2 separate regions of the Homo sapiens genome follow, and region 2 is linked to region 1. Evidence: chromatin loops called from intact Hi-C (ENCODE). Cell type or tissue: MCF 10A. All regions are shown on one strand. Links, peaks and the distances in the headings refer to the core of each region. The heading gives the core; the rest is flanking DNA.

Region 1 (16,195 bases), core at 4,608-12,607:
ACACACACACACACACACACATATATTTAGTCAGAGTCTCACTCTGTTGCCCAGACTGGAGTTCAGTGGCGCAATCTCAGCTCACTGGAACCTTCGCCTTCTGGGTTCAAGTGATCCTCCCACCTCAGCCTCCCAAATACCTGGGGACCACAGGCACATGCCGCCATGCCCAGCTACCTTTTTTGTATTTTTAGTAGTAACGGGGTTTCACTATGTTGGCCAGGCTGGTCTCGAACTCCCAACCTCAAGTGATCTGCCCACCTCGGCCTCCCAAAGTGCTGGGATTATAGCTGTAAGCCACCGTTCCTGGCCCAAATAATAATTTTTTAAAAACTATTTGGGTGTAGTCATGTGAGCCTGTGGTGCCAGCTACTCAGGAGGCTGAGGTAGGAGGTTCACCTGAGTCCAGAAGGTCAAGACCGCAGGGAGCCAAGATAGCACCACTGCACTCCAGCCGAGGTAACAGAGGGAGACCCTATCTAAAAAAAAAAAAAAGAAAAAGAAAAAGAAAAAGAAAAAGAAAAAGAAAAAAAAAAGGTCAACCATCTGGCCATTTCTTTGAGTTCTTATATTTTGTTAAGACTCCAGTGCATGTTAATAAACGTGTATGCCTCTTCTCCTATTAATCTGTCTTTTGTCAGTTGATTTTTAAGCAAACCTTTAAAGGGTGAAGGGGGAGTTTTCTCTTGGCTAATTGCAAAGGGTTCAAAGTGTTCATAAGTTGAGGAAGAGTGATATAAGTAAGGAGAATTATATTGAAGACTTTTATAATTCAAGTGATTTCTCACCTGGAACCTGACCTGTAGAGGAGGAGGGAAAGAATGTACTGAAGAATAGTAAGTGAGGGAAAATCCTAGGAGCAGGCTTTTTAATTTTAGGATACATCAAAAGATATTTCTGGAGATATTGTGCAGATTGGACCAGGATGGTAAGAAATAGGTGACAGGGAATCTAACTAAGACAAAACCATGACAGACTAATTATATTTCTGAATCATAATGGAAAGAATTTGGCATAAAACTGAGTGTGGAAACAGAACACACTGGAAGATTCTTTAAGAACTTAGGTCAACAGCAATGTGTCAGCCTGAGATAGAATACAGCACAAACGCAGGTGAGAGTTTGGAGCAGGACACCATGGAAGAGGATGCCACCATTCAAAGAATGAGGTTTCAGCTGTAGCTTGGTCTTTGGCACCTGTTGAGAATCACATGAAAGCTACAAACCCTTTTCTCAGAAAAATGTAGGTACCCACACCATATATGTTAGCATATGATTTTAGGGCATTCACAGTTCACCTTTGAAGCCTCTTGTTTTAAGAACCTCCTCACACAGAGTAAGTAAAGAAGAATACTAAAGTTGAAACCCTGAGGGACATTGTCACCAAAAGGGTTAGCAAAAAAAGGACAACTCAGCCTAAGAAATTGAGGACGAAGAAATGACACCATAGATTGAAGACAGCTGCCGATTTTCAGAAGTAGGAAAGACGCAGCAATAACAAATGTTAGTACGAGGCTAAGTGAAGTGAGAAGTAAACTTTGGCCACTGGTGTGTTTTGGTCTAGAGATTTGCTGGTCCAGAAGCCAGACTGTTGTAATAAGAGACATGAAGAAGAAAAATCAGAATTTGTGTAGGCACACTTTGAAGAAACTAGCAACTAGGAAGTTTGAATGAGTAACAGGTAAGATAACAGATTTTTTACTTTTTGTTTCTGGATAGGGTTGAGCTAAAATGTGAGCCTGCTTGTTGGCCAAAGGGAAATAGCAGAAGAGTAAGAAAGATTGAGATAAAGTAGAAAAAAATTATGCAGGAAAGAAAAGAAAAGAAAAGAAAAATTATCGCAAAAAGAGAAATTATTGGAAAAATTAATGCATAGAAACATTAAAGAAAATTTATCTTAATCATGGCAATTTAATGGAGGAGATGTGACACTTTCTATGAGACGGAACAGAAAGAAAACACCTTTCAGCTGCAGATAATGGCAGATATGGAAGAAAGGAGAAGATAGAGGAGATTGTACTAGAGGATATTTATCTTCTCTGTAAATTACAAGGCAAGGTCACAAGTGCTGGGAAGGGATGTTACGTGCTTAATGGTGGAGGTGGGAAAGGCAGGCATATGTTACAGATATTAGCACAAGTATCCTTTTTCACCACGATGTGTCCAATACCTAGCACAATGCATGGCACACAACGGAAAATCTCTAGATATACATTGAATGAACAACTGCAATTTGAGGAATTTAGGTGCATGGAAAAATGTAGAACAAGCTGATAGGTCAAATGGAATAAAAGTCAACCAGGGAGAAGTAAAAGGTGTTCCAGATATTTTTAAGAGGTTTAAGAAAAGGAAGCCCAGAAGTACTGTAATTTATGACCTAATGGAGAGCTCCAGAAGACCTGCAGTGATCCTAGGAAGAAAAGATCTACAGCCTCCTCGGGAGCTATTCAACCTTGCAGTCCTCGTACATCCTTAGAAAACAGGTATCCATTCAATGAATAAGTAATTACCGACAGTTGGCAGATAAGGCATGTAAGTTTCTTATCCAACACCAAATACTCTTAGCAGAGATGGACAGTGTAGAAAAATTAGTTAATTACACTGTCAGCTAGTCACCTGGACTCTGTGGGTCCCACAAAAGTAAAAGGAATGACAGGTAGGACTGACCCACAGCTCCGCAGTGGGTCAGTCTAGATAAACGAGGGGCCTCACTCATCTGCGCTTTGTATCCTTTCTCATGTCTAAAACCATTCAAACTGAAAAACAAAAATCCCTCTCAAAATCCAAAATAACAGTCACTGAACAATGGAGAATGGAAGGCATATTATTAAATCTCTCCCACTGAAGGGCTGTTGAACTAGAGTCCCAGTGACTTGGGCTACACGATGTGTTACAGATGCTGTGTCCAGGTGTCTTTTGAATTCACATTATATCTAATAAATCACTGTATGTTCACTTGTCCTATTAAAACTGTATTCTACCTTACCAGGTCTGCATAATTTGTAGAAAATTGATTGCTACAGTTCTCACTAGAAGCTCTAATTGCATTCCTGGTATAACTTAAAATGATAACCTTATCTTAATTAGTAGCATGATGCAGAAATGCTTTGAAAGCCTCTGAGAACTAACCTGCATTTTTAAACACAAGCCCGGGGGCTTAGAAAAAAAAGATTCCTGTTGAATATTGCTGAATACATAAGCCAATGTTAATTTATCAAAACTACAAAAGAAAATTATCACACAGCAAGACAGACTAAACAATGCAGCTCACACCTCCTCTGATCAAGCAGTTTGCAACTCTCATTGTAGAATCACACAAGATGTCATTCGAATGCTTAGTCAGACCTCTGCTGACTGTTGACACCCACAGAAGAGTCTTTCTCTGGTTTTTCTAATGACACTATTGATAATCAGTAGAGCACGACAATGGTGGAATGAGTAGACAAACAGATTGGAGGGTAGGTATTGTCTTCATATGGGATTAATTACCATACAGATCCCCAGTAATAATCCCATAGGCTCCCATACCAGTCTTCTTCCGCAGTCAATCCTAGTTCATTTAATCCCAGCCCTCCTCATCCATCGCAAGCTTTCTAACACCGCCTTCTGGTCTGCCCATGTTTAGAATGTCTGAGTGACGCTCTAGAAGATAAACGTTCCCTGTGGGAGAGGTTACATTCTGTGTACATGTTTTCCGTATTATCACTCTGGTGAAAAGATGTCCAATGGCTCACCGATGATAACCATTACCTAAAAGAGCACCTCAGAACATCTGAACATTAACATTTCAAACAATCACCTTAAACTATACTATGGCAAAATAAAAGACTTTGCAAGTAAGTCATTATTGTAAATACCCAAAGTAGATGTCACAAGTTTCTCAATATAAGGCTTGTAAATTGAGGCATTTTCTAATAACCACTATGCAGCTGGGCATATCTCCTCAAATTTCCACCAAAAAAATAAATATTGGGTAGACTTTTGCTTATCATCCAGAATTATTAACTACAGCTACCCCCAGAAATGTGGAATAGATGCTATTTCAAGAGGAATACTCTTTCAAGCTTGGCTTCTGAGGTCTGTGGTTTCTCCCTATAAGCCGGAACCACTTGGGAAATAACTACCTTCCTATAAAGCAATTTAGCATTCCCTTCTTTGAAAATGTAAATGGTTCAAAAATTTTAAAAGTATCTTCTCCTTACTAGAAGTTAACAATTTTGTCTAGATGTCAGTGGTTAGCACTAACAGAGGATATTATAGTATGATATTATCATTAGAACTGAATAACTAGTGGAAAGCAATATGATATAAACACCTAACATTTTATTATAGTTCCATCTAGCTTAGTTTGTAAGCATAGAATATAGTAAAATTAAATAGGAGAAAATAGGTACATAATAATATTAATGTATGCCAGTATTAATGTGCTTTTAAAAAACAATTTTTTTAATTATCAAGGTTTTTTCAATAAGAGCATTAAAGCACTATTTTAAAATACCCGCTACATGCAAGAAGCTATGCATTGTAATTGATGTGAAAGTAAACTGCTCTTACAAGATAGCAAAGCATCGATTTAATTTATGTCAAGCTTGTCTGCAATAAGATATGTCATTTCAGAGAAGTATTAGTATGTGTAGTGTATATGGGCATATATTTACATAAGCAAATTATCCATACCTTGAAAGTCCCATAAATGTGTGTATTACTAGGCACATTTCTTCTTATTTAAAACTGTATCTGTGGACTTGAGTAAGGAGATTAAAGACTAAACATATATTAACACTGTGAAAATTCAGCCTGAAAAACTTCAGGATAAGAGATATTTTCATCAACAGATATTTCAAACTGAGTGACCCCAAATCTGTTTAAGACTGTTCTAAAGAAGGAAAGCCCTCATATAATTTAACTTGCTTTTCATTTCACTGGTCTGACAGCCACATACTGATAGCATCTTCAGGTTACAAATCCTGCCTTTTTACCATTGCAGTTATAGTCTCATTTACAACATTAGTGTGCTAAATAGGGACTGCATCAAAATCTTCAATTATTTTCAGACAGTCTATGCAACATTGCTGCTAATTCTAATGCCCAGGAAGCACAATCATCGTAACCTCTGCTATGATCCCAACGAGGATTCCTCAAGCTCCTTATAAATGCATTAATCGCCCCTATGAAAGTCACTGCTTGCTTTTAACGAAGATAATGTATGTTACTGGGATTATACCACTGCATGCAAAATCATTAAAGAAAGGGAGACCAGAATTTATGATTAAGCCTTTGGACAGCAGGGCACTATTTTAACCATAAAAATCACAATCTGCAGAGACAGTGGCCGAAGCAGAGGAACCATTAAAGACTTATAATTAGCATCAATCAAGGTGACACTACTGTTGGCATCTTTATTACTTTAAATACACTAATCAAATACTTCTGCATTGAGATGGAAAGATTGATAGGCAGCTAGACATAGAAAACATCTCTATGGAGAACAACTTTAAATTATCTGTTTGAAAGGTTAAAAAAAAAAAAAAAGTATTGGTATTAGTCAAGTAGGATCCCAACACACAACTCCAAAAGAAAAGTACTCAGAATGGACCTATGACGTTGTCAGGATCCTCAAGTGGATGCTTTAACACTAAGCATTTGCATGTCCCCTCTGGGAACCCACTGGACTTGCTTAATTTCGAAGAAAAAAAAAATAACTCAGGGGAACACAAGCTTCAGGCTACTCTGTCCTATAAATAAATAGCCAAGCACTCCTGCCCAACATTTATATATTTTCTAGCCTTCTCCTTACATGTGCACATGGAAATGAAAGATAAAAGGAGAGCTGAACTTACTACTATTTACATAATTACAATAGGGGCTGTCAATATTATCTAATTGCATCGCTGCTCAATTTCATACCACACAGACTCTGAAATATGCTGTTATTATTACTGCTCATATAAATATTTCAGTCTTAACGAACAAGAAGCCACTCAGCATCTCTGCCACCCCTTGAGCCCATATGGCATTATACCTTAATGACTAATTTTTAAAGGGCGCTCTTCTCCAAACACTTTCTGTGAACAGTTTCAGTGTTCACAAACTGAATTCTTGAGGTTAAGGGCACACACCATAAGGAAAGGATATGAAGTAGTTTTCCGATAACAAAGTCTGGCTGGAATCAATTCAGAATTATGGATAAAGATTTGGCAAGGCATCTCCCAAGGGTACAACTTCATCTTTGCCAAATGAAATTATAATTGCAAAGACTTTCATTATGAAGATGATGAGTCCCAACAATCGTTTTGGCTCCAAAGTTCAACTTTTACTTACAAGTTCCTTAACTGGCACCCCCGCCACTAGGTTTAAAAAATATATTACATTTCCTTTGAATTAATACCTGCCTCTTTAAAAAAAAAAATGGTTTGTTTGTGTCCATAAAAAACTGGGCAGAGTCAAAGGAAATTCTTCATTGCTTCCCCTCAGCAGCGAATAAAGGACTGAGGAAAGAGAATGAATGATAAAGATGAAACAATTGGAAGAAGCAAATTACTTAAGAGGAAATACATACAATTTACTGAAGGAGTACTAGCTAACTCAAATCCAGTTTCATTTTAAATTTTGTGGTCAAAGAAAGATTTTCCAATGTAACATGATAATCTTACAGAGCCAAAGACTAAGGAAAATGCTACAATTTGACTACTGAAAATCCTATTAGTTGGCTGGGCACGGTGGCTCACGCTTGTAATCCTAACACCTTGAGAAGCCAAGGCAGGAGGATCACTTGAACCGAGGAGTTTGAGACCAGCCTGAGCAACGTGGTGAGACTACAGCTCTACAAAAACTACAAAAATTAGCCAGGTACAGTGGCACACACCTGTGGTCCCAGCTACTCAAAAGGCTGAGGCAGGAGGATCACTTGAGCCCAGGAGGTTGAGACTGCACTGACCCTTATCACACCAACACCACTGCATTCCAGCCTATGTGTAGATCGAGAACTTGTCTCAAAAAAAGAAAAAGAAAAAAGGAAAATCCTACTAGTTTAAGCCAATATTTAACAAATCACTCCAAGACATTATGCTGCAATTTTTAAAAGGTTCCAGTATTCTCAACTTCTCTCAAATGATGATAGCAAACACTTCTGCTTCTTAAAAGGATAGCAGTCCCTTATATATGAATAGGGTTTTACATTTTACCAAGTAATTTTATACATATTCACTTTTGCATCAACCTTGTGAAGCAGATAAGATTATTTCCATTTTACAGATGAAGTTATAGACTAAGAGAAGGTAACAGGCCTCTCTCTCAATGAGCACCCAGATGGTAGACGTATCTATTGACTCAACGCCTTCTCCACTATACCATGCTGACCCTGAGTTGCTTTGAAATATTCCATAGCCTTGTTAACTGAGGAGAGAAATCATGAATTACAGATCCTGATTACCTGTAGTAAAGACAAATATTAAAGAGTACTCTTACCAAGAGAAAGCTCTTCATAAAGAACCAGTAAGATGCATGTTAAGCATGAGAGAATCCTAGTCAGTTTGCTTTGTTTAGAGATGGGTCATCTTGCTATTCCAGTCCAAGAGTTTGCTTTTCACTGTTGAATCATTTGATTCTCACTGACGCAAAAGGAATGGGAAAGGCTGTGCAATACTGTATGAGGCTGACCTTACCACTTACGGAAAAGCTGCCAGCCAGACACAAAGTGTTGGCTAATAATGAGTCAGAGATGGACTCAATAATATCAAAGACTTTTATGTTGAATCCTTAACAAAGGAGCTTGATGTAAAAACAAGGGTTTAAGACTGGGAAATGGCAAAAGAAAGGAACAGTCACTTCCCCATCAGAGGACACCCTTTTGCCAAAATTTGCTGAAATGTGTACACAATACTTTTAATACTTTTAAATAGACATGTGTTAGAGAATTCTTATCAGTAAGTGCTGCACGCTAGATCCAAATGAGGAAATAATTTGAAACCTGGCAAATTCTCTTTTAACATAGTAAATAGCTCAAATCTTATTGGTTTATATTTTCCAGTTACTATCATTTTCGTGTCAAAAAGAGGAGGAAAAAGATAATAGGAAAACCAAACGACAAAAATAATTGCATATAATTATATAACACTTGGAAAAAGAAAACCTTCATCTAACAGCAATGGCAGGAGTAGGCTTATTACAAGGACAACATTACCACCCTGGTCCACTGCATTCTCTTTTGCAATGTTTCAATGACTCTCTTATCTTGTTGCTCCAGCAATAATAACTGAAGTTATGTAACTACAGTCCTGAGCTGACTACAAAATACAATGGGTGTGAAGTAATTGAGGTTTCTCAATTTTTAATACAGGTAGGGATATTTTTCATTATATTTATATGTTTCACAATGGAGTCATTATCATAGGAAAAATGAGCTGTGGATATTAAGGACATGGAGTTAATTAACAAATAATATGGAAAACTTTGATAAATCAAAGGAGCTTCTTATCAGTAGAAATGTTCTCCCAATCTAGCAATAAATATTCCAACAAGTCATTTTAAATTACATACATGCTGTGTTGTCATTTTTCTAAGGTGATGGATAAGGAGATTTAATTTCTTTAACTTGGGCATGTTTTCATTTGTTGGAATTCTATCAGATAACGACCAATATAAAGTGTGTAACAAAGAGGCTAGCCATTACAGGCACACAAAAGCATGGGTTTGCCCATCTCATGCCCTGTCCTCAATGGTGATCAGTGGAGAGGGGATGGAAAATTTCTGCTTGCATATGAAGACTCTAAAAATATTAATATAAAAAGAATTCCAAACAAATGTAAGGTGTAAATTTACAGCACTCTGATGGTTTGTTTGGTCTGACTTTGAAAATAAAAGTAAAAGGGCCAACATGCTAACATCCTAAAAAAAAAAGTCATTTAAATAGTAAGAATAACTTATGAGATAATGGAGGTACTAAATGGCCCACTGAACCCTGAAGGAAAATTAAAATTCCTAAGTGAAGAGGAAAAAACTGCTTTGATGCATACCTCTCAGAGAAACACAAAAACTGGGTTTATCCATAAACCTGGCTGGTCACAGAACACATTAGCAATGAGAAATGCCATTCAAGAAAACCCTATAGATCTATTTCTCTACTCATGACCAATAGCTCCACAGATTCAACTAGAATGAAGATCATGAATAAAAAGCTTACAATAAATGGTAGCATGCAGTAGGCAAACATATACAAAGGAGGTAATCCCTGAGCACCAAATTACAGCCTCTGTCCACAAATTATAACAGCACCCTTCTACTATCTAAGATCTGGGTTACGGACATGTAATGCACACTCACTCTCCTAAAATGTAGCCACAGAAGCATGGCAAAGACATACACCTCTTAGGGCTCAAGGTCAAGAGCACAGGACATAAATTCACTAATGCTAAAAATGAATGGAAAGCCAAAGAGAAGAGATGGTCTCTATTACTTTGTATTGAAGCCCATAAGTGGTTTGCAATTGTCGTACAAAATACGTTTCCTCACTATCCTTTGTATTCTGGTGTGGGGGTTTTATTTATTTATTTATTTATTGGCCATTATATGGCCCGATCTACTATACGTCGAATAAAAATGGATCATTTCTAATTTAATAGTGACACAAAACCTTTGGAACTCATACACTATTGACATTGCATACAATATTGACCCTGAATTTATAAAATATTGACTCATTTTTGTTTCTCTGCACTTTTCTCTAGGATGTGAAATGATCAGAATGAGTTTGCCATAGGCTATTGTTTTTGTTTTATTTTGGTTGGTCTTGATGCTCTCAACTAACCTATCACCTGGACAGACTTCTGGTAAGATTCTGACTAACCAAACCAAATTGAAAGAATCAGTTGCATGCTAGATAACAAGAGACTATTTTCATTTTAAATACATCCTGATAAAGCTTTATGGCACTACTTCTTTAAATTTTAAAATAAATGTGTAAGAACTACCAAAACATCCATACCCATACTGTTGCAAACAAGGTACACATGTGGTTTCCAGAGGGAAACAAAATGAGACTCAAGGCAGTAGCATTTGTAGTGGTTCCTAAGCATGGAGAGAGGACCTGAGCTGTAAGCCGTTCTCTCTTCTCTCTCTCTCTCTTCAGCTATCTGCTCCTGGACAAATCTTCAACTTCCTGAAACATAAGCATAATAATATTGACATTACCTCATTGTGTTACGGTAAGGAACAGATGAGAGGGCGTATGGGAAAGCGTTCTGTATACCATAAAATGCTCCAAATACATACATTACAAATGGGAACACTATACATCCACAAGTTAAAAAGAGAGAAAGACACACTGGTGTGGCTGATTGGAAATGTATTCATTATAATACAGATGTGCAAAAAATAATTTTTTAAAAAATGGTGTTTCCCGTCACATAACTAACTTCATGTTGCTCACAAGTCTCCATTCTCCCTTGGTGATAAAAATGCAAAACAAAACAAACATTTTAAGCTGGTTCATTTAATATCACTCGGGTTCTCTGGAAAATGGTCAATTTGGGGCAGATTTTCAGTCTTTCGGGTTGTTTTCTCTCTTCCCCCTCCTTCTGGCATGCTAGCACCTCCTCAGAGGAAGCGTATGTAACGCTGTGGTGGCAAAAGAACATCTGCTCTCATCACTGCCCTTCTTGGGTGGGCTGCTGAAGTCTGAGTAAGGCACAGCTAATCTTGCCTGGTCGCTGGTGGATGTTGGCTTCTAACTTCACTGTAACTGTTTCTGAAGTGTCTGGGATGGTCCTCTGGTCATAGGCACCAAACAATGCCTGCTTGTGGCCATCTCCCCCGACTGACTAGACTCCTCATCTCAGCTCTATCTGATGCTCAGACTCAGCTGTGACTCCAGCTTGGAGAGGGGCACCCTGTAATCTCTGCCACCGATTTCCTTGCTTAGAGCTACCAGGACCCTGCAAGGTGTGCTGATGCCTACTTATTAGGTCACTTCATCATCTGTCTCTCCAGAACATCTGGCTCAATTTTAAGATATGAGGTACCTGGAAAAGACGTGAGTAGAATGGCTTTTTCTTCAACAGGCCACTTTTCAACTCTACTACCTGTGCCAAGATGGTTTGGAGATCCTCAAAAGGCACTCCCCCAGGGTTCCAGAGGATCAGGAAGACACGGCCTCCTCTGCCTATCCCTCCTCAACCTTCCGAAGTGTTTTGTGTTGTTTTTAATCACCTTGTTCTTGATCCCCATCCTCAATCTCTCCTCAAGCATCACTTTGATCCACCAGAAGGATCTTGCTTTCCTATGTGGTTGCATCTCACTTTACATAAGATCCTGTCTCAGATCCTCAGGGTTTCTTCTTAATATTTAAATGTAAGCTTTAGAATTTTCAACAAATCCTGGTTTTTATAAGAACTTCTCTGATGGCTACCAGGGCACATTTGTTCTAGAATCTAGGCTGTCCCTGCCCTACTCCTAAAGCAACAGTGGCTCTCAATTCCCCATCCATGAGCATGGCACCTGCAGAGCAAGATTTACAGGGATTTATTTTTTTAAAGCATCATGAAATGTTTCAAAATTGTATCCTTACTATATTAGCTAGGCAGTTTAGGATTATGGGAGATTTTCAAGAGTTTCCTGAATAAAGAAAGATAACTGTGAAATAACACTTATATGGTATAGATATTATTAGCCCATTTTACAGATGAAGAAATGAAGGCTCGAGGAGGTGACGCCAAAATTTAAACTCAGGTATTGGTATTATTATTCCAGCATTCTTTTCATTACTAACATCATAGTTCCTTGACAGTATCAGTAAATACAAAAAAAGAGAAATATAAATATAAATTCCTGCCACTTACCTAAGCAAAAAAAATAATGATTTTGGTAAAGATAACAAAATAGAGAGACCTTGATGTTTCATTAAACTTCATTCATCATTTTCTTCATTCAACTATCCTTTATTGTGTGCTTCTGCCATAACAAACTGTGAAATTTAAAATCTGGAAATTTAAAATTTGTCCCTGCTCTTAATGAAAGCACAGTATGGGGGTGGGGGGAGGCAGACAAATGTAATTATAATACACCTAGGCAAGTTCAGTGCTGTATGATTTTTATTATCATAGGGCTTTCAGGGTTTCCAAATCAATTTTTTCCATGCTTCCAATGGTTACTAAGTTTACACAGTAACTCTACAAGTAGGAATTTCACTATACATGTTAGGATGTGAAGAATTACTTAGTTGAAAATATTTGTCTCAATAAATCTGCAAATTACCAAGGGAAAGATAGAAATACAGGGTATATAGTGACATGGAAGTGATGAGGGCCACCCACTCCAGCTACCTACACATGTATCACTGGTCATTTTCTTTTTCAACAATCTCAGTGCCCTAAAAACTGTACCTCTCTGGAGCAGCCACAGTTAGCCCCACTTGTTCCCACAGCAGTGTTAGAGAAATCATCTACACTTCACATCTGTACCCAGCAGTAATGACTCACTGACCTGAGCTAACCAGAAACAAAATGCAGGCTGGGCACAGTGGCTCACGCCTGTAATCTCAGCACTTTGGGAGGCCACGGCGGGCAGATCACTTGAGGTCAGGAGTTAGAGACCAGCCTGGCGAACGTGGTGAAACCTCTTCTCTACTAAAAATACAAAAATTATCCAGGCATGGTGGCAGGCGCCTGTAGTCCGCTGAGGCAAGAGAATCACTTGAACCCAGGAGGTGGAGGTTGCAGTGAGCTGAGATTGCACCACTGCACTCCAGACTGGGCGACCGAGTGAGAATCCATCTCAAAAAAAAAAAGAAAAAGAAATGCAAAGGCGTGTGTGTGTGTGTGTGTGTGTGTGTGTGTGTGTGTGTGTGTATACATGCACGCACCTGTGTCAGAGGTCTTTGGATATAAATATATATGCATATACTTACATATATAAATATACATATATATACATACATACATATATATACACACATATATATAAAGATGTATAACTTTACTCATAATCCTCATACATCTGTATTAGGTGAAAGATAAGATGTCCAAATAAATGATACTTCAACTGGTTTATTCTCTGCGTGTTTTAATCATTGAAATACATTCTCTATAGTGTGTGTCTCTTTTTCACTCAACACGTATATACACACACAGAGCATTAAAAATAAATTTGGTAAACTTCATTAAAATATTTTCCTCAAACATTTCCCAGATATTTCCCAGTGATCTGAGAAGAGTTACAGAGAGACTACCTCCAGAAGTAAGTTATGACTTTGAGATAGTATTTAGGTGCCTGGTTGTATGAAGGTTTTATGAAAATAATGGAAAAAAATTTGATAGTTAAAGAGTGACTGTAGTCTTCAAATACTAAGTGTGGTGAAAGGGAAAAGTAATATAAATGTGTTCAATTCTATTCCTCCAAATTCTGAAACTCAAACACCTGTCCTGAAACATTAATGTCTTTGACTTAAAAATGGGACTTAATAAGCTGCCACATGACTCAAACTAATAATTAAAAAGAAAGAAAATACAATTACTGTCTAAATAACAAATAGTCTAGAAGTATAGTATTAAACAAAATAAAAATTCACAGCCATTTGACCTATTTGGGGAGTGGGGAGCATTTACATATCCCACTATGGAATTATATGTATGCTAATTACATGCTAATGTAAACATGAAAAAATATTATATGGAAATTGCAAGTTGAAGAACCACCAAAAACATACAAAGGCAAAAAAATAGGTCTGCTTGAAAACAGTTTCTGCCATCTTGCTTATTCATGTGTAAACGTTCAATATGCTCAAGGCTTTGACATCTCTATTCATTTTGGGATTTGAATCAGCTATAAATATATAACCTCTAATTATACGATTTGTCAAAAATTCTGAAATTCTTTTACATATCAGGCTAACTTTATAAAAATATATATATATTCATGCTTCCCATTTTAAGTGATAACTTTCCGGGAAATTGAGAGCCCCCTAATAAAGAGTACATGTTTGTTAATTGGCCCATTTGCCTGACCATTCACACCTAGAACTGTATTCTTCCCAATACAGATAACATTTTTAATCTTCTTTTTTTTTTTGCGACTGTGTTCCCAAAAATGCTTGACAGGTGCATTCTATAAATCTCTCGTTTACGGAAGGCAAAGAGAAGCCTCACTTTCCCATTCATACGCTATTGTATAATCAGATCTCTGTAGGCAAAATCTCAGCAAAAATAAGACCCCTCAATGGGTTAAACAGCACAAGTGCCAAGCCTTTCCTCCAGATTTTTGTGCCCTCCAGCAATAAGCTGGCTGTTGCACCTGGCAAACATATGCAGAAAACTAGGCCAAATATGGTTGACAAATTTGGCCAGATTCTTTCCTGTGACCCACTGTGATAGTTAACCTAAAGTTCCCAATGTCAATTCAATTTCCAAAGGTAAACTTTTAATTTTTTCCTTAATACGTGTTAATAGTTGAGATACTGGTGTAAACAAAACCATCTCATGTTTGAAGTAAAAACTAATGCATTTTAAAAAATTAACAGATGTGCTACACTTGTATCAGTGGAGAGAGTGAATATTGAGAATAAGATGGATACTATGGAACTGGACCTGATGATATCATCTCAAGGTTTAGAAGCATAAGGAAAGGATGTGTCCAGTGCTTCTGCCAGGTGCAACGCCTTTTAGGTTGCCCACAGTAATTGGCCATCAAACTAAATCTCTAAAGTCAGCTGAAACTTCATGGAGGTAGTTGAAATTCCAGGGCTTCTGGAGGTTCTACTATTTGTCAAACACGGGATTAAATCATTTAAAATAGCCATATGCTTTAAAATATTGATAATAAACCTAAATAAATGTATCCTCTTTTCCCATACCTCTGACATTTTCAGGCATCCACCATTCTAGGCAATGGTGATAAAGACATGAACGTTTTCACAGTCCTTGCCTCCAAAGGTATCAGCTCCGAAAGTATTGACTACAACAGTAGAAAGCCTAACACCTGTGCTAACTAGAGTTTCAACCTTGTTCTTTAGGCTGTGTTTTTCAAGCCATTTTTTTTATTATGTCAAGTAATATGGAATGATTGAGTTATTGTATCTATTACATGTATCTATTACATTAGAGTGACAGTTTATTGCAGCATTACCAAAAAGCTGTATTCTGACAGAATGCATATCAACACACAGCAGCAAAGATGAAACAACTTTTTCCTACTCAAAAAAAATTTACACAAGAGGTATGTGAAATTCACATATGTATTTAAGTTTGGATAAAAACTTAGCTCACATAAGGAATATACTGAAATTGAGCAAATTATATATCACTTAAAATAATACTACAAGAAGCTAAAAAAAAGTAAGGGTGTTTGTACACTCAGAAAACTGCCACAAAACATACCCCAGATAAATCAACAAACCTCTTTATGCCTATTTTATAAACTATTACCAACTACGTTGTACTCTGTTTACTCTTCTTTCTTGTGAGGACAAACCTTCTCATCCTACTGGCTTTGTCACCCTGTCTCGTAAGCAAGCCCAAATCGCTTCTATCTTTTTTTTTTTTTTTTTTTTTTTGAGATGGGGTCTTGCTCTGTTGCCGAGGCTGGAGTGCAGTGGTATGATCTTGACTCACTGCAACCTCTGCCTCCCAGGTTCAAGCAATTCTCCTACCTCAGTCTCCCAAGTAGCTGGGACTACAGGCACATCACCACACCCAGCTAATTTTTGCATTTTTAGTAGAGATGGGGTTTCACCATGTTGGCCAGGCTAGTCTTGAACTCCTGACCTCAGGTGATCCACTCACCTCGGCCTCCCAAAGTGCTGGGATTACAGGAGTGAGCTACCACACCCGGCCCACTTTTATCTTTAAAAACCACTCCTCTTTGCATGTCACTCCATACCTGTGCTCCAACTCCTCGTCCTCTCCAAACTTTTGGTGAAAGTGGGCTATTTTTACTAACTCATCTTCATCACTCTATATTCATTTCTGAATCCAGTGAATTCTGGTTTGAATCTTCACAATTATAGTAAAACGGCTTACTGTTAAAAGTTAAACAAAATCTTCTACATTGCTAAATCCAATGGACACTTTTCATTTCTCACCTGTTTCAACAGCTCTGTTAAATTTGGTCTTGTCAATTGCATCCTCTTTCCTAAAACCACATGCTCTGTTGGCCACTTCTGTCCGTTCCAGGAGAGTCACTCTTCTGATTTGCCTCATTCCCTCCAA
Region 2 (16,195 bases), core at 3,766-11,765, 120 kb before region 1:
TCCAGTTTGCTGCAAATGCCACCATTTTGTTCCTTTTCATGGCTGAGTAGTAGTCCATGGTATGTGTGTGTATATATACACACACACACATATATATATAACATATAGACACATATATATATAACATTTCTTTATCTACTCATTGATGAATGGGCATTTAGGCTGGTTCCATATTTTTGCAATTGCAAATTGTGCTGCTGTAAACATGTGTGTGCAAATATCTTTTTCGTATAATGACTTCTTTTCCTCTGGGTGGATACCTAGTAATGGGATTGCTGGATCAAACGGTAGATCTACTTTTAGTTCTTTATGGAATCTCCATGCTGTTTTCCATAGTGGTTGTACTAGTTTACATTCCCACCAACAGTGTAAAAGTGTTCCCTTTTCACCACATCCATACCAACATCTACTATTTTTGATTTTTTGATTATGGCCATTCTTGAAGGAGTGAAGTGGTATTGCACTGTGGTTTTGATTTGCATTTCCCTGATTATTAGTTTGATCATTTTTCCATCTGCTTGTTGGTCATTTGTATATCTTCTTTGAATAATTATCTATTCATGTCCTTAGCCCACTTTTTGATGGGATTGTGGGGTTTTTTTTTTTCTTGCTGATGTAGGTTTTCTGTAGATTCTGGATATTAGCCTTTTGTTGGAAGTTGAGATTGTGAAGATTTTCTCTCATTCTGTGGGTTGTCTGTTTACTCTGTGCAAAAAAAAAAAAAACAATTCAGCAGAATAAACAGACAACCCATAGAGTGGGAGAAAATCCCATAGAGTACTTTAATTAAGTCCCATCTGTTTATCTTTGTTTTTGTTGCATTGCTTTTGGGTTCTTGGTCATGAAGTCTTTGCCTAAGCCAATATCTAGAAAGGTTTTTCTGATGTTATCTTCTAGAAAGAACCTTTATGGTTTCAGGTCTTAGATTTAAGTTTTGATTCATCTTGAGTTGATTTTTTGTATAAAGTGAGAGATGAGGATCCAGTTTCATTCTTCTACATGTGGCTTGCCAATTATCTCAGCACCATTTTTTGAATAGGGTGTCCTTTCCCCACTTGATGTTTTTGTTTGCTTTGCCAAAGATCAGTTGGCTGTAAGAATCTGACTTTATTTCTGGTTCTCTATTCTGTTCCATTGATCCATGTGCCTATTTTTATACCAGTACCATGCTGTTTTGGTGACTATGGCCTTATAATATAGTTTGAAGTCAGGTAATGTGATACCTCCAGATTTGTTCTTTTTGCTTAGTCTCACCTTCACTATGTGGGCTCTTTTGTGGTTTCATACGAATTTTAGGGGATTTTTTCTAGTTCTGTGAAGAATGATGGTGGTATTTTGATGGGAATTGCATTGAATGCGTAGATTGCTTTTGGCAGTATGGTCATTTTCACAATATTGATTCTACCCATCCATGAGCATGAGATGTGTTTCTATTTGTTTGTGTCATTTATGATTTCTTTCAGCAGTGTTTTATGGTTTTCCTTGTAGATGTCTTTCATGTTCTTTGTTAGGTATATTTCTAAGTTTTTTGTTGTTTTTGTTTTGTTTTGGTTTGTTTGCAGCTATTATGAAAGGGGTTGGATTCTTGATTTGATTATCTGCTTGGTTGCTGTTGCTGTATAGCAGAGCTAATGTGTACATTAATTTTGTACACTGAAACTTTGCTGAATTCATTTACCAGTTCTAGGAGACTTTTGGAGGAGTCTTCAGGGTTTTCTAGGTATACAATCATATTATCAGCAAACAGAAACAGTTTGACTTCCTCTTTACCCATTTGGATGCACTTGTCTGATCGCTCTGGCTTGGACTTCCAATACTATGCTGAATAGAAGTGGTGAAAGCGGGCATTCTTGTCTTGTTCCTGTTCTCAGGGGCAATGCTTTCAACTTTTCCCCATTCAGTATACCATTGGCTGTGGGTTTGTAATAAGCGGCTTTTACTACCTTAAGGTATGTCCCTTTTATGCCAATTTTGCTTAGGGTTTTAATCATAAAGGGATGCTGGATTTTGTCAAATGCTTTTTCTGCATCAATTAAGATGATCATGTGATTTGTTTTTAATTCTGTTTATGTGGTGTATCACATTTATTGATTTACATACGTTAAACTATCCCTGCATGCCTTGTATGAAACCCACTTGATCATGGTGGATTATGTATTTGATATGTTGTTGGATTCAGTTCACTAGTATTTTGTTGAGGATTTTTGCAACTATGTTCATCAGGGATATTGGTCTGTAGTTTTCTTTTTTTGTTATGTCCTTCCCTGGTTTTGGTATTAAGGTGATACTGGCTTCATAGAATGATTTAGGGAATTTTTCCTCTCTCTATCTTTTGAAGTAATGTCAATAGGATTGGTATCAATTTTTCTTTGAATGTCTGTTCAAATTTAGCTGTGAATCCATCTGGTTCTGGACATTTTTTTGTTGGCAATTTTTTTTATAACCATTTCAGTCTTGCTGCTTGTTATGGGTCTGTTCTGAGATTCTATGTCTTCCTGGTTTAATCTAGGAGGCTTGTACATTTCTAGGAATTTATCCATCTCCTCTAGATTTACTAGCTTATGCGTGTAAAGGTTTTCATAGCAGCCTTGAATAATCTTTTGTATTTTGTGGTATCGGTTGTAATATCTCCCATTTCATTTCTAATTGAGCTTATTTGGATCTTCTCTCTTCTTTTCTTGGTTAATCTTGCAAATGGCCAATCAATTTTATTTAACTTTTCAAAGAACCAAATTTGTTTCATTTATCTTTTGTATTTTGTTTCTTTGTTTGTTTCAATTTCATTTGGTTCTACTCTGATCTTCATTATGTATTGGGTTTGGGTTGGGATTGTTCTTGTTTCTCCACTTCCGTGAGGTGTGACTTTAGATTGTCTATTTGTGCTCTTTCAGACTTTTTGATGTAAGCATTTAGTGCTATGAAACTTTCCTCTTAGCACTGCTTTTGCTGTATCCCAGACGTTTTAATAGTTTGTATCACTATTATCATTCATTTCGAAGAATTTTTTAATTTCCATCTTGATTTCATTGTTGACCCAATAATTATTCAGGAGCAGGTTATTTAATTTCCATGTATTTGCACGGTTTTTAGGGTTCCTTTTGGAGTTGATTTCAAATTTTATTCCACTGTGGTCTAAGAGAGTACTTGATATAATTTTGATGTTCTTAAATTTACTGAGGTTTGTTTTGTGGCCTATCACACAGTCTGTCTTGGAGAATGTTCCATGTGCTGATGAATATAATGTATATTCTGCAGTTGTTGAGTAGAATGTTTGGTAAATATCTGTAAAGTCCATTTGTTGTAGGGTATAGTTTAAGTCCATTGTTTCTTTGTTGATTTTCTGTCTTAATGACCTGTCCAGTGCTCTCAGTGGAGTATTAAAATCCCCCACTAGTATTGTGTTGCTGTCTATCTCATTTCTTAGGTCTAGTAGTAATTGTTTTATAAATTTTAGAGCTCCGGTATTAGGTGCATATAAATTTAAAATTGTGGCATTTTCCTGTTGGACTAGTTATTTTATCATTGTATACTGTCCCTCTCTGTCTTTTTTAACTGCTGTTGCTTTAAAGTTTGTTTTGTCTGATTAAGGATAGCCACTCCTGCTCACTTTTGGTGTCCATTTGAATGGAATATCTTTTCCACCCCTTTACATTAAGTTTATGTGAGTCCTTATGTGTTAGGTGAATCTCCTGAAGACAGAAGGAACTTGGTTGGTTGATTCTTATCTATTCTGTATTTTTTAAGTGAAGCATTTAGGCCATTTACTTTCAATGTGAGTATTGAAATGTGAGGTACTATTCTACTCATTGTACTATTTGTTGCCTGAATACCTTGGCTTTTTTTCATTGTGTTATTGTTATATAGGTCCTGTGAGATTTACGCTTTAAGGAGGTTCTATTTTGGTGTACTTTGAGGGTTTTCTTTTGGGTTATTATGTGTTCATAATTATCACTTATTGAGGATATACTGCATGTTAGGTTTGCTTTAGTTTCTTTGCATATTTTCTGCAATACCTACAGCATTACTACATGGTAGCATCCTTATTATCATTTATAAAATCAAGGTCCTGAGGCTTTTAAAGTTAAGTAACTGGATTACACAACTAATAAAACTGAGAGTTGAACCTCAATTTGTTGAAATCCAAAATGTGCTTCACTAAGTCATGCTCTCCTCTATTGCTCAACAATCAATGGACACATGAGCAACTTGGTTTCTCAATCTTTAATTTGGCCTTGGCTTAAGTATCCTTTCATAGGATTGTTACCAATATTAACAGTCTGATTATCTTTAAGACAATATATACGCTTTTAAAATATTCTTTCAAAGTAAATATTTTCATCAGTTCTCTTACCAGTAGGGTTAGGAGGTTGGACTAATGAACCCTCAGTTCTGACATTTTCTAAATTGTAATTCTATTATACAACTGCGTTAAGACTGTAAGACAAGAAGACACATGAGAAAGATTGAGAAGCATAATTCAGAGAGGTAATAAGTTTCCCTACAACTTTAGGGAAGCCTAATAGGTCTTGCCTTAGAAGTTCAGCCTCTTAATATTACTTTTCACATAACATACTCTTGACAGCATTTATTATTAATGATCATCTATGAGTTATGAAGGACAAAATCATGTGAATGGAATCCAAAAGTCAAACAACGGTCTCTCAGAAGCAATTGAACCTTATCCAACTGCAGCATAATTTTGGGAATGAGCTAAAGAGTAGCACTAAAGAAAATGCTTTGCTTGAGGTAGTGATTTAATCTCTAAGGAGTGCCACCAGAAATATAGATGGAGCAGGAGAGAGGAAAAAGTGGTCATGGTATTAAGAAACATCCATGGTCAATCCCACAATAGGTCAGTTGTATGTGCAACCCTGAACTTTAAATCACATGGATTCTGAAGGCTTGGACGCAGACATATTTCTTCATTCAACACTCCCTGGCTCCTCGGTATTGGCAAATTCAGGTCTGTAAAGGGTCAAATGTGTTGAACTCCTGTCAAACTTTCCAGGGTGGTTTAAAGTCAGTAATTTTCATCTTAATCCTGAGGCCACAGTGTGTTCAAGTTAGAAATCTACTCCATATGTTCATGATATTATTTCACAGACGCTCCTGAAAGATTTCTTCATAAGAACTCTGTGAGGTTTCCAAACCTCCTTGGCCTCTTAAGATTGGTTTAACTTCAACATTAGAAATAAAAATATCATTAGTTAAAATCAGTATCTCTTATTGAGATTCTAGTATATGCAAAGCACTTTTTCATGCATTATCTCATTGAATTCTCACAACCAGCCAGCGAGTTGGATGGAAGCATCCCCTTTTTCAGATACGAAGGCACAGATGGATAAACAGCCCCTCAAATGTGTCCAGCTGGCTTATGGCCTCTGCCGAGGGCTGAACCTAAGTCTATCTAGCTCCAAAGCTCATATCCTTTTACTACATCACACTGTTTCTAAAGCTGGTTTCTTTTTAGATTAGAAAATGATAGGTATTCTCTTGAAATATGGGATATGCCCTTGCTTAGAAGAAAACGAAGCCCAGTAACATGTTCTCTGTTACCTAGCCCCTTCCCCAGCTGACCTGCCGACCACAGTGATATTGTAAGTTATTATTCTCTATAGAAAGGGTTCTTTGTTTGGGTCTTTTAAAACTGCAAACCAGTCATTCTGGAAAAAAAGGCAAGCAGCTTGAATTTGTACCCATAAGTTTGTTTGCATGCCCATTACTCGTGTCCCTTTTCTTTAAACTGAACTTGTCAAACTGTTTTTGCAAGTATTCAAAATGTTGCCACCCATTTAGTCCTCTCTAGAATATAAATTCTAAACGGTTTTGTAAAGAACTGGAAAGTGCTAGTTTTGCTAACATTTGGAGAATTTGAAATTAAAATGGAAAGATGTTAAATGATCAAAAAGGCAAGAGAAATATCACCAGAGCCAAAACTTGCCCTGACTCACCAGCTCCATGGTTGCATTCTCAATGTCTGGTATCTTGTATCTTAAGAAAACGCAAATTTGACTTATTCTTGCAAAATGCGAACAAAGTCAACTTTAAATCTAATAAAATAAAACATCTCCGGCGAATTCTGAAGTAGAAGATTTAAAATAGGAAAACGAAAAGTCTAAAAGAAGCAAAAAATTATTTTTATGTCGTCTACTCTGTGCCAGAACCCTGCCAGGTATTTTAACCTAGTGCCTTTTTCTCATTGTGACCCAACAAAGTAGGTTTTATTCTCATTTCATAAATGAGGCATCTGAGTTCTTCATATCTGAGGTCATATATCTTGCCCAAGGTCACACAAGAAGTAAATAGAAAACCTAGAATCAGAACTAAGCTCTAACTCCAAAACCCATTCCTTTTTCATTTTATTAAACTGTTGCCTTGAATTTTAAAATACATGAAATAGTCACTAAACTACATTTTCATTGACTAATAACTATTATGGGAGAATTATTGTAGAGTAATTCATAAAGCAGTAGAACTTGCCAAGTAAACACATTTTTAATGATGATGACCAAAGCATACTCATACAGTCATTTAAACAGGTGAGGTGATCATTATATTGCTCCCCTGTTTAAACAAGGTTTTCATTCATTTAAGAAATATAACATGGCATGATGCATGTTTGGAAGAGATAAGACATGCCTCTGAGCCACCATCTGAGAGGGTGAAGGCAGAGACCCATGATGTGAGAGGAAAGACAGTGATGCAAAATGTATTTTATCTCAAAGAAGCATATGCCTTGAGGTCTTTTCATTGAAAGTGTTAAAGTCCAAGGGAAGAAAATAAAACTACAGAGCCTTTTTCTTATTTTCCTCATCAATATGAAATGATTTATCTTACTTGCCTTATGTTTTACGCCATAAATAGAAAATCTTGATAAAATAACTGTGCGAACAATTCCAAATAACTATTTCAGATAAGTTAGGAAAATATTATCTATTGAATCACTCTGATGCCATTAATATTGAAATGAGTAACATCACACAGCCCATCTGAATCACTTATCATTTAAGTAAAATACACTGACACAGGATTTTGCATTTTTCCTCTGTAAGAAAGAAGCATCAGTGGAAAGCAGTAGAGGAACATAAACAAAACAGACGGTGTTAAGAAAATAGGTGGCCCCAGAATCTGTGTGAGAAATCTCAGACTCACACTCTTGGCACCGTTCCCCCTTGTGCCTCTTTGGAAGCTCTAGCTCCTCCAGATCTTGGCTGTTCTTTTTCCAAAAGACACCACTCATCTGACTTGATGTGAAAACCCACCCTCGGGTCATTATCACCAGGTAATGGCAAATGCAGAGAAAACCCTATGTTTCCAAATCCTGGATTCTCTCAGTCCCTTGGAATGTGCCACTTTTCAGGAAGTGTTCAGGTCCCTTATGTCAGTACGCTCCTCACCAGGACTCTCAGCCCTACCCCATGCAAGTTTGCTGCACCTCTCTGAATCTGAAAGCAGGTTAGCACAGCCTGATCTTTCCCAAGTATGGAGAATCAAACCACAGCCTCTATTTCAGTGAGTCATCACTCCTCTTCTTGTCTATTCCATGTCTAGGAAGATTTGTTTGCTCTTGTTACTCACCAGTCTTGTACCACCAGACAGCTTGGCTGCCTCTCAGTTATTTCATCTGTTCAACTAGCGTTTGGTCATTCCCCTCATCGTGATGTGCAGCAGATGGCTTGGGTTGTCCTCCTTCCTGCCCAGCAGAATTGTGTTACAATAAGCATGACTTCTGTGCCTGTCAGCTAGCAGTGCTCCAAGCCACCACTTGCAAACTCCCTTCATGCAATTTAATGAGGATGTTTCTTAAGTAGTTATCTCAGTCCGTTTTCTGTTGCTTATAACAGAATACTTGAAACTAGGTAATTTATAAAGAAAGGGAATTTATTTCTTAAATTATGGAGGCTGAGAAGTCCAAGGTTAAGGGACTACATTTGATGAGGGCCTTCTTGCTGGTGGGGACTCTCTGCAGATTCCCAAGTTGATTCAGGGCATCACATGATGAGGAGGCTGAGTGTGCTAGGTCAGATTTCTCTTCCTCTCTTACAAAGCCACCAGTCCCATTCCCATGATAACCCACTAATCCATTAGCTTATTAATCTATGAATGGATTAATCCTGCCCTCATGACCCAATCATCTCTTAAGGACTCCACTTCTCAATACTGCCACATTGGGGATTAAATTCCAACATGAGTTTTGGAGGGGACATTTAAACCATAGCAGTTGTGCTGCAACAACTGACTATGAAACTCAGGAGTGTAGTCTCTGGCATATAACAGTCTGAGACAGTTACACTGCCATCTTCCTCTTGACTTAACTCCGGTCTGAAATTCAACTTGGCATGCCCCATATGCTGATATCCCATAAAACATGCTATATTCTTTTATGTGGTTTTCTACTCTATGCCAAGCAAATGCCATGCTATTCATACAAATTTAATTTAAAACAATGCATATTAGTCCATTTTCATGCTGCTGATAAAGACATATCTGATACTGGGCAATTTACAAAAGAAAGAGGTTTATTGGACTTACAGTTACGTGCCTTGGGAGACCTCACAATCATGGTGGAAGTTGAAAGGCACATCTCACATGGTGGCAGACAAGAGAAGAGAATGAGAGCCAAGCAAAACGGGTTTCACCATATCAAACCATCAGATCTCATGAGACTTATTCACTATGAGGAGAACAGTATGGGGGAACTGCCTCCATGATTCAATTTTCTCCCACCAGGTCCCTCTCACAACACATGGGAATTATGGTAGTAAAATTCAAGATGATATTTGGGTGGGGACACAGAGCCAAACCATATCACTATGCAAAATCATTTATTCTTTCAAATATGCTTTTAATATCATACATCAACTTAGAGCAAGAAAACCTACCATATAGCTAGAATAATTATTGGGAAAAAATATTGAAAGACATTGTTTTATTCTACCAATCTAAACTTGTGTTTCTCACCACTGGGAGTATATTAGAATCCCCTATGGGACTTAAAAAAATTATAGATGCCTTAACTCCAGATTGCTTATGTCCCCTCCCAAAAGATCAAGCTGCCTTTCAAGCTTTTTCCATGTAGCAATATTGTAGCAATATTGTGAGGTTAATTCTGAGGCTTTTATAGAAATGTGGCTAACTAATGAATACCTTGAGTATCTCCATTGTACAGTAAAAAATATTACTGTAGCCATGAAATGTGTTCATATTCCAATCAGAGTTTGCCCTTTCCACTGGGGCCGAGTCTAAGAATTCCAGCTGGTAAATGGATAAGTAGAATAAACATCCATGTAAATAATAAGGAGATTGCAATTAGGATCTGCTTTTAACTTAAACCTTTCTGTGATCATCTATCTGATTAAACCATTCATCTTTTTTAAAAAAATAAGAGTGTTGTTCTCTTACAAGTTATTGCCTGAGTTATCCTGGATGCTCAGGTTGCAAGAATAGATACATTCAGGTTATCTCAAATGTTAAATAAATATTGTAAGGCCTATGAGAAAGGAAAGAAACTCCAAAACTAACTCTGCAATACATACCAAAGATTGAAAGCAGAATGTTCTTTATCATTTTTTAGGGTGAATAGATGGTTTCTAGAGAGCAACTCTAGAATTCATCTCCTTAGCAAAGTATGGCATTGTGGTCAACACAAGAAAACTCTAGATGCTTCAAGTAGAAGGAATTTAATACAGGAATTGGTTTCACAAGAGATGAAAATGTGAGAAGATCAATAGGCAATGGTGGGTCTCATTAAAATCAGCAATAATCTGCTGTCACCCTGAGAGCTGGAAAGACAAAGAGAGAAGGTGGTGTTACAAGAAATGACAAAGCATGGCCACCTGGGGGAAAGAGGACGACGGTGGGCCTGCCTGGTGGGAGGTTGCACAATCAAATGAGATGCTTTCAGGCAGGAGCTGGAATCATAAAGGTTATATAGCCTCTGCCAAAGACACCAACTGAGACAGGAAGAGAGGGGAAAATATACTGGCTTTTCCCTTCTTCCTGCAGCCATATCTCCTACCGGTGCCTTCCATCAACTTAACATAACCAGGAGTTAGTGATAGATATCAGTGCTGGAGAAATATAGAGAATGGATCTGAGGGCAAAAAGGCAAATTTCAGAACAGAGGGCATCTGTGGCTCCCAGCTCTATCACTTCACCATCCTGATGATTCAGCATCTCAGTCTCTGCTTCACCTTGGATTGCTTACTTCTATCTCTTTGTACGTTATGAATTCAAACTCACAAAAAGAAAGGGTATGCTTGGGTTGATTAGCCCTGCTTAATCTAAAGCAGTGTTATTAGGTAGAGTTGTGCAGCAATACAGTTTCTATAAAACTCCTTTTGATTGAGCCACGTGTGCAACAAGCTATAGAGTTCTTGACAAGTCACTTGGTGTAAAGCAAGAAAACTACCACACGAAGGAAACATCCACAGTTAATGTTCTCAGGAAAGGGACATGTTACATCTAGGAAGTACTTGGAGGATTTTTGAGAAATCCTCAGTGTTATGAGCTGAATTTGTGCCTTTCTCCCAAATTCATATGTTGAAGCCCTACCCCCCAGCTGCTTAGAATGTAGCTGTATTTGGAGATAGGGTCTTTAAGAAGGTCATTAATTTAACATGAGGTCATATGGGTGGGCCTTAATCCCATATAACCAGTGTCATATGGGAGAGACTAGGATACGGACACGGAAGGAAGACCATGTGAAGACAAAGGAAGCAGACAGACACATGCAAGCCAAGGAGAGAGGCCTCAGGAGAAACCAACTCCGTTGACACCTTGATCTGGGATTCCTAGCTTCCAGAATTGTAAGAAAATTAATTTTTGTTGGCTGGGCACAGTGGCTCACACCTGTAATCCCAGCACTTTGGGTGGCCAAGGCGGGTGGATCATGAGGTCAGGAGATCGAGCCCCTCCTGGCCAACATGGTGAAACCCCATCTCTACTAAAAATACAAAAATTAGCTGGGCGTGGTAGTGTGCCACTGTAGTCCCAGCTACTCAGGAGGCTGAGGCAGGAGAATCACTTGAACCTGGGAGGCAGAGTTTGCAGTGAGCCAAGATCATGCCAGTGCACTCCAGCCTGGCGACAGAGCAAGACTCCGTCTCAAAAAAAAAAAAAAAAAAAAAAGAAAATTAGTTTTTATTGTTTGAGCCACTCAGTTGGTGGTACTTTGTTACGGCGGCCCTAGTAACCTAATATAGTTGGTAAATTAGACTGAAATGTTTGTATAGATCACCAGTACTTTGAAGGACAATGGTGTGTACAATATATTTAGTGATGATTACCTCTGTCACCAGGGCTCTTTAACATTGGTCTTTGTGTTAGTCAGCAAGGGCTGCCATAACAAAATACCACAGACCAAGTGACTTAAACAATAGAAATTTATTTCTTCACAGTTCTGGAGGCTGGAAGTCCAGATTAAGTTGTCAGTTCAGTTTCTCCTGAGCTCTCTCAGTTTGCAGACAACTGCTTTCTTAGTGTGTCTTCATGGAGACTTTGCTCTGGGCAAGCTCATCCCTAATGTCTCTTCCTCTTTTTATAACGATACCAGTCATATTGGATTAGGGCCCACTCATCTGACCTCATCTAAACTTCATTATCTTTTTAAAGGCCCTATCTCCAAATACGGTCACATTGAGGGTTAGGACTTCAACACATGAATTTTGAGGGAATATTATTCAATCCTTAACAGTCTTCAAACATTTAATCTTTTCTACTTTTAGTTGTAGCTACTGAAAGTGTTCCCATCTGGGCAGCAAAGATCTGGTCTGGAGACCCAGCTAGGACACCTCTTCTGAGTGTCATCAAGTTGATCACAAGTTCTAATAATTAGTCTTTAGTTCTCTAAAATGGGAATCCAAACCCTTTTCTCACCAGGTCATTGTGGAAATTTAATTAGACTGTTGATGAGAGTATTTTGTGAACTACGAATAATAAAGTTTCATCACTGATATCCTCATGAGAATCAGTGTACCTCCCAATGTTTACTTCTATCTGGAAGGTCATCCTCCACATAATCACTAGGTCGAGCCTATTCTTTCTTCCATTGACACATTGCCTAGGTTATATTTCCAACTGGGCCTGGGTTTGGCTGGATCTTGCTTCCTACATCATTTCTAAGATCATGACTATTTACAGTTTCCTCCCCTATAAATAGGATAATATTATCTGTTTCATAGGTGTTTTGAGGATTAAATGATTCAATAGCTATGAAACACTTAAAACAGTGTTAACATATATTAGGCACTGTATAATTGCTGTTAACATCACCATCATTATTACTAGAATTGCAGATAACTTTTTTATATAAGTGATGTTATTACCCTATTTGATTCCCCTTTACCAGGCTTATACACCCACTGCCCAGCTGCTGCAGGTGTGGGTTGTCACAGGTTCATACCTGCAAACTTTTCTAGAAGATTGCCCTTGACTGACGGGAATCGACTCCACTAAGATATCTGGGGATGCTGTGCCTCAACCCCTGGAGGCAATCCATAGCCAATGACTGACTCATACAGTCCCCTCTGTGCAGGGCAAACTCCGTTGTGGGATTCACTCTCTAGTATTCTGCGATGGGAAAAATCTGAGGCTAGATGTTTTCTGAAACCACATCTTTGCCCAGCTTCTTTCCCTGCCCCACCTTATTTCCCTTACCCCTTGCAGGATTCTCCTGAAACCACCCCCTCAGTGAATCACTTGCACAAGAATTTGTGTGTCAGGCTCAGAATCTAGGGAACCCAACCTGAGAAACTCACCTTACAATTAGACCATGTTTTATATATTTTCTTGTCTCTACCATGATATCTAACTTAATACCAGTCTTTTATTAGGCATTTAAACAAATGTTTTCTGGTTAATCAGTTGAAATAGCTTCAAAATATCTCCAGGAATAAAGACTGGTAATTTCAGTTTCAAAGACCTAGAGACCAAGAATGTAGCTGCAAAATACAGAAATTGTGCGATGGAAAAATGTGTTCACCTACCTTAACAGCTGATGTAAATCACAGTTAATTGCGAGCATTGATTGGTATTAAACGTGAGTACTGCCAAAATGATAGGATCAAGTGTGTCATTTGGAAACTGCATATACACCCAGAGAAAATGCGGAGAACATTGTCATTGAACACTTTCGTATGCTTTGTGGATGGATTGTGTCATCTTAGTGACAGCACATGCTGCAGAAAGGGTCTCTGAGGAAGTCAGAGGACAGGTCTTTATCTCTTCATTTCTCCTGAGGTTACAGGAGCAAGTTTCAATTAAAGGCAATGAAAGAATGCGAGCATCTTCCACTACTACGAACAACCAGATGTTCTTACCTTAGTTCATCTTATATTTCACATTGACATAAAAGAAAAGTAAAATATTATTCAAAGATATAGAAAGCCATAGCCATCTGCAGTCGAATCAGCCTTGCCCTTCCTCTCATGGCTTTCTCATTACAATCACATAAAGTAACATAGGAAAGAACTTTTTAAACAGCAATGCACTATGTAATTACATGGTACTAAATGATTATTATTAATATTGTTTAAAAAATACATTCCCCACAGGTATACATTAGGTGTTTCAGGTATATTAGTCAGAATTTGTTTAGTGGCAAGTGGTAGAATCCTAACTTAAACTAGCCCTAGCTTACAAAGTACTCAATCATTGGGTACAGGGAGTTCTGACATCTAGCACAATTCCAATTGTTAAAACTCACAGCAGAGCTGATTGGGGACAGCACACCAGTAGAAGGGAAGGCACCAGCTGGCATGATATATCAGGCATTTGAGAGGTACTAGGACTTTGTAACTAGGACAATGCTATTCCAATGACTATTGCTAAATGATATTGATATTCTAAATCCGTGGATCTCAAACTCCAGCATGCATCAAAATCACCTGGACATTTGGCAAAACGCACAGATTTCTGGGCTCCAGTGTAATGTTTCTGATCAAGAAGGTCTGAGGTAGAGCCAAAGAATTTACATGGTTAACAACTTCAAGGTGATGGTGATGCTGCTGGCTCAGGGACCTTCCTTTGAAAACCACTCTTCCAGAAAAAATTAATGAAAAGGTGCAGGTGATTGACAGCCAATGAAAACCAAGTGTGAAAGCCAGAGGGCTTCTGCGGTCTCTCACAGGGACTCTACTTTCTACAACAGGAGGGAAGAAAAAGCTGGGCCAGGGCCTGGTTTAAGGGTGGCCAAACTCCTGATAAGGGAAAATACTCAAATGAAGGCAGGCTGTTAGATAAACATCAGCACCTGGTTGGGAAAAATGAGATCTTTCCATCTGAAACTGTAGAACCTGGACAAAGGCACCTCAAAATTTGGAACCCCAGAATGTTCTGCAACTTTGGAGCCTGCAGTAGTAGCCCATACCTCTCTATTAAGAGCTGGAATTCCTCCCTTGATTGAAAATAAAGGAGCGGCTTCTCTCCTGCAAGTTTCCCTGGACCCCAACCTCCCGCATAGGATTCATGGGCATTGATCCCTAAAAATACCCATTATGCCCAAATCCATCTCAGCGTCTGCTTCTGAAAAACACAACCCATGACAGCAGCCTCTAGCTGGTGATGACTGGACCCACAAACTCCATAGCTTTAAAACCCTTGCGGTCAAAGTTTTTACCCGTCTGCCTTTCAGCTTAATTTTTTCCCGTTGATGATGCACTTTAACCCTGTGCGTGGACAGCACAGCCATGGATGTATCAGACTTACTATACAATAGCAATTCTGTGGCACAAGAGTCTAAGAGGCATCTCTTCTGATTCAGTTTGAAAAAATCCAGGGAAAAATCCTTACTGGTCTTGTTACAGGTAGTTAGGCATGAGCGGGGCAGGAGAGGGCTCTTCCCCTGGCACCCACTAGAAATGTCGGGTGATGGTTTGGCAATTATTGCATTTCCTCTCTAAAAATGATAATTCAGCAGCCAGGGACAGGCTCCTGATGGTCCACACCTGTTAACATTAAGAGTGTTAATCGAATGCAGGCCCCAGAGAGAAGCTGTTTCTTGGGCATGCGTGTTAAGAGACAAAATGGCACAGTATGATGTTTTGGGGGACACATGAGACTGGAAAAAAAGGAAAAAAGCCTCAGATGGGCACTCTGAGTTATACTCATGTATAACTCCAGATACGCACTGCACACACTCAGTTCCAACAGGTAAGGAAAGCACCGTGCATGCAGGAAGCCCACCCTAAGGGAAGAGTCATGGGAAAGAGGCGAGCCTGTGAAGTCCTAGAGTCAAAGTTAAAGGCCTTTTTTTTTTTTCCCTTCTGTCTTCTCTTTTCTCTTTTTGACCTTCAGGCACCCACTTGGATCTCATCCAAGGGTTCTTTCCTTTCTTTCCTGTTCTAAAGCTTTTTAAATAAACTTCCATCCCTGTTCTGGAACTTGCCTTGGCCTCTTTTTCTGCTTTATACCCCTCTGTCGAATTCTTTCTTCTGAAGAGGTGAGGACTGAAGTTGCTATGGACCCATAGGGATATGCTGTCAGTAACTCAGATCTCTTCCACCGCTAACAGTCTGGCTTGGGTTGTGTGCTCACAAACCTTGGGCAAATCACTCACTGTACCCAGAACCGTGAAGAATATGATACATGATAAGAGCATCCTGGGCCAACCCTCACTCCTGTGGCCAGGAGCCGAGGACTATCATGAAAAGGAGGAGAAGGTATGAAATGGACAGGAATGACAGCAAGCAGTTCTGAGTGTGACTGATGCTAATTCACACCAAAATCCTTCTATATGTCCTCCATTATTTTCATAGTTTAAAAAAGGAGAGTAAAAAGGGGGGGAAAATGCCTACCTCTTTTATCACAAATTTTCATATCTGAGGGGGTATGAAAATAGGTCATTAATGAATCTTGGTTGCAACAGACAGAAACCTAAACTCAAACTACCTTAAGCAAAAATTGGAATTTATCAGAAGGTTCATGTAACTACAGGAAGTAGAGTGGTTCAGCAGGCCACAGACTCTCAGATACCACCAAGCCCATCTCTCCCCTCACCTCTTGCTTCAGCCTCTCACTCTGTGGCATCATGTCTTCCAACCAGCTTTCTCAACATAGCAGGGAACAAAAGAAGATGAAGCCACCTGTTTCCTGTTTCCTAGCTTCATAATAAATAAGGAAATGCCATTTTTTCCCTTTCTCCAGGTTGAACAATGATAGGAAAAATTTTGATGGCCCGGCTTGGTTCTATGCCTAA

Evidence for each region. Peaks named below come from ENCODE experiments on the same cell type or tissue, not always from the same donor. Only the 100,000 strongest peaks of a DNase experiment are listed, where the experiment ranks them.
Region 2: a loop joins it to region 1, with 10 times the contacts of the local background. A loop is called at or near these places in 2 of 110 quality-filtered maps.

The regions. Positions count from the first base shown.
Region 1 is chr6:22,104,707-22,120,901 of GRCh38, reverse strand. It overlaps CASC15 (cancer susceptibility 15), which reads right to left. Exons shown (of 12, transcript NR_015410.2): 9 at 9,982-10,155. Among named protein-coding and RNA genes, the nearest start is that of NBAT1, 34 kb to the left of the region's middle. In MCF 10A, for the core only: no CTCF peak of the experiment used is centred there; DNase peaks (open chromatin) are centred at 7,651 and 8,231.
Region 2 is chr6:22,228,201-22,244,395 of GRCh38, reverse strand. No RefSeq gene overlaps it. Among named protein-coding and RNA genes, the nearest start is that of PRL, 61 kb to the left of the region's middle. In MCF 10A, for the core only: no CTCF peak of the experiment used is centred there; a DNase peak (open chromatin) is centred at 7,545.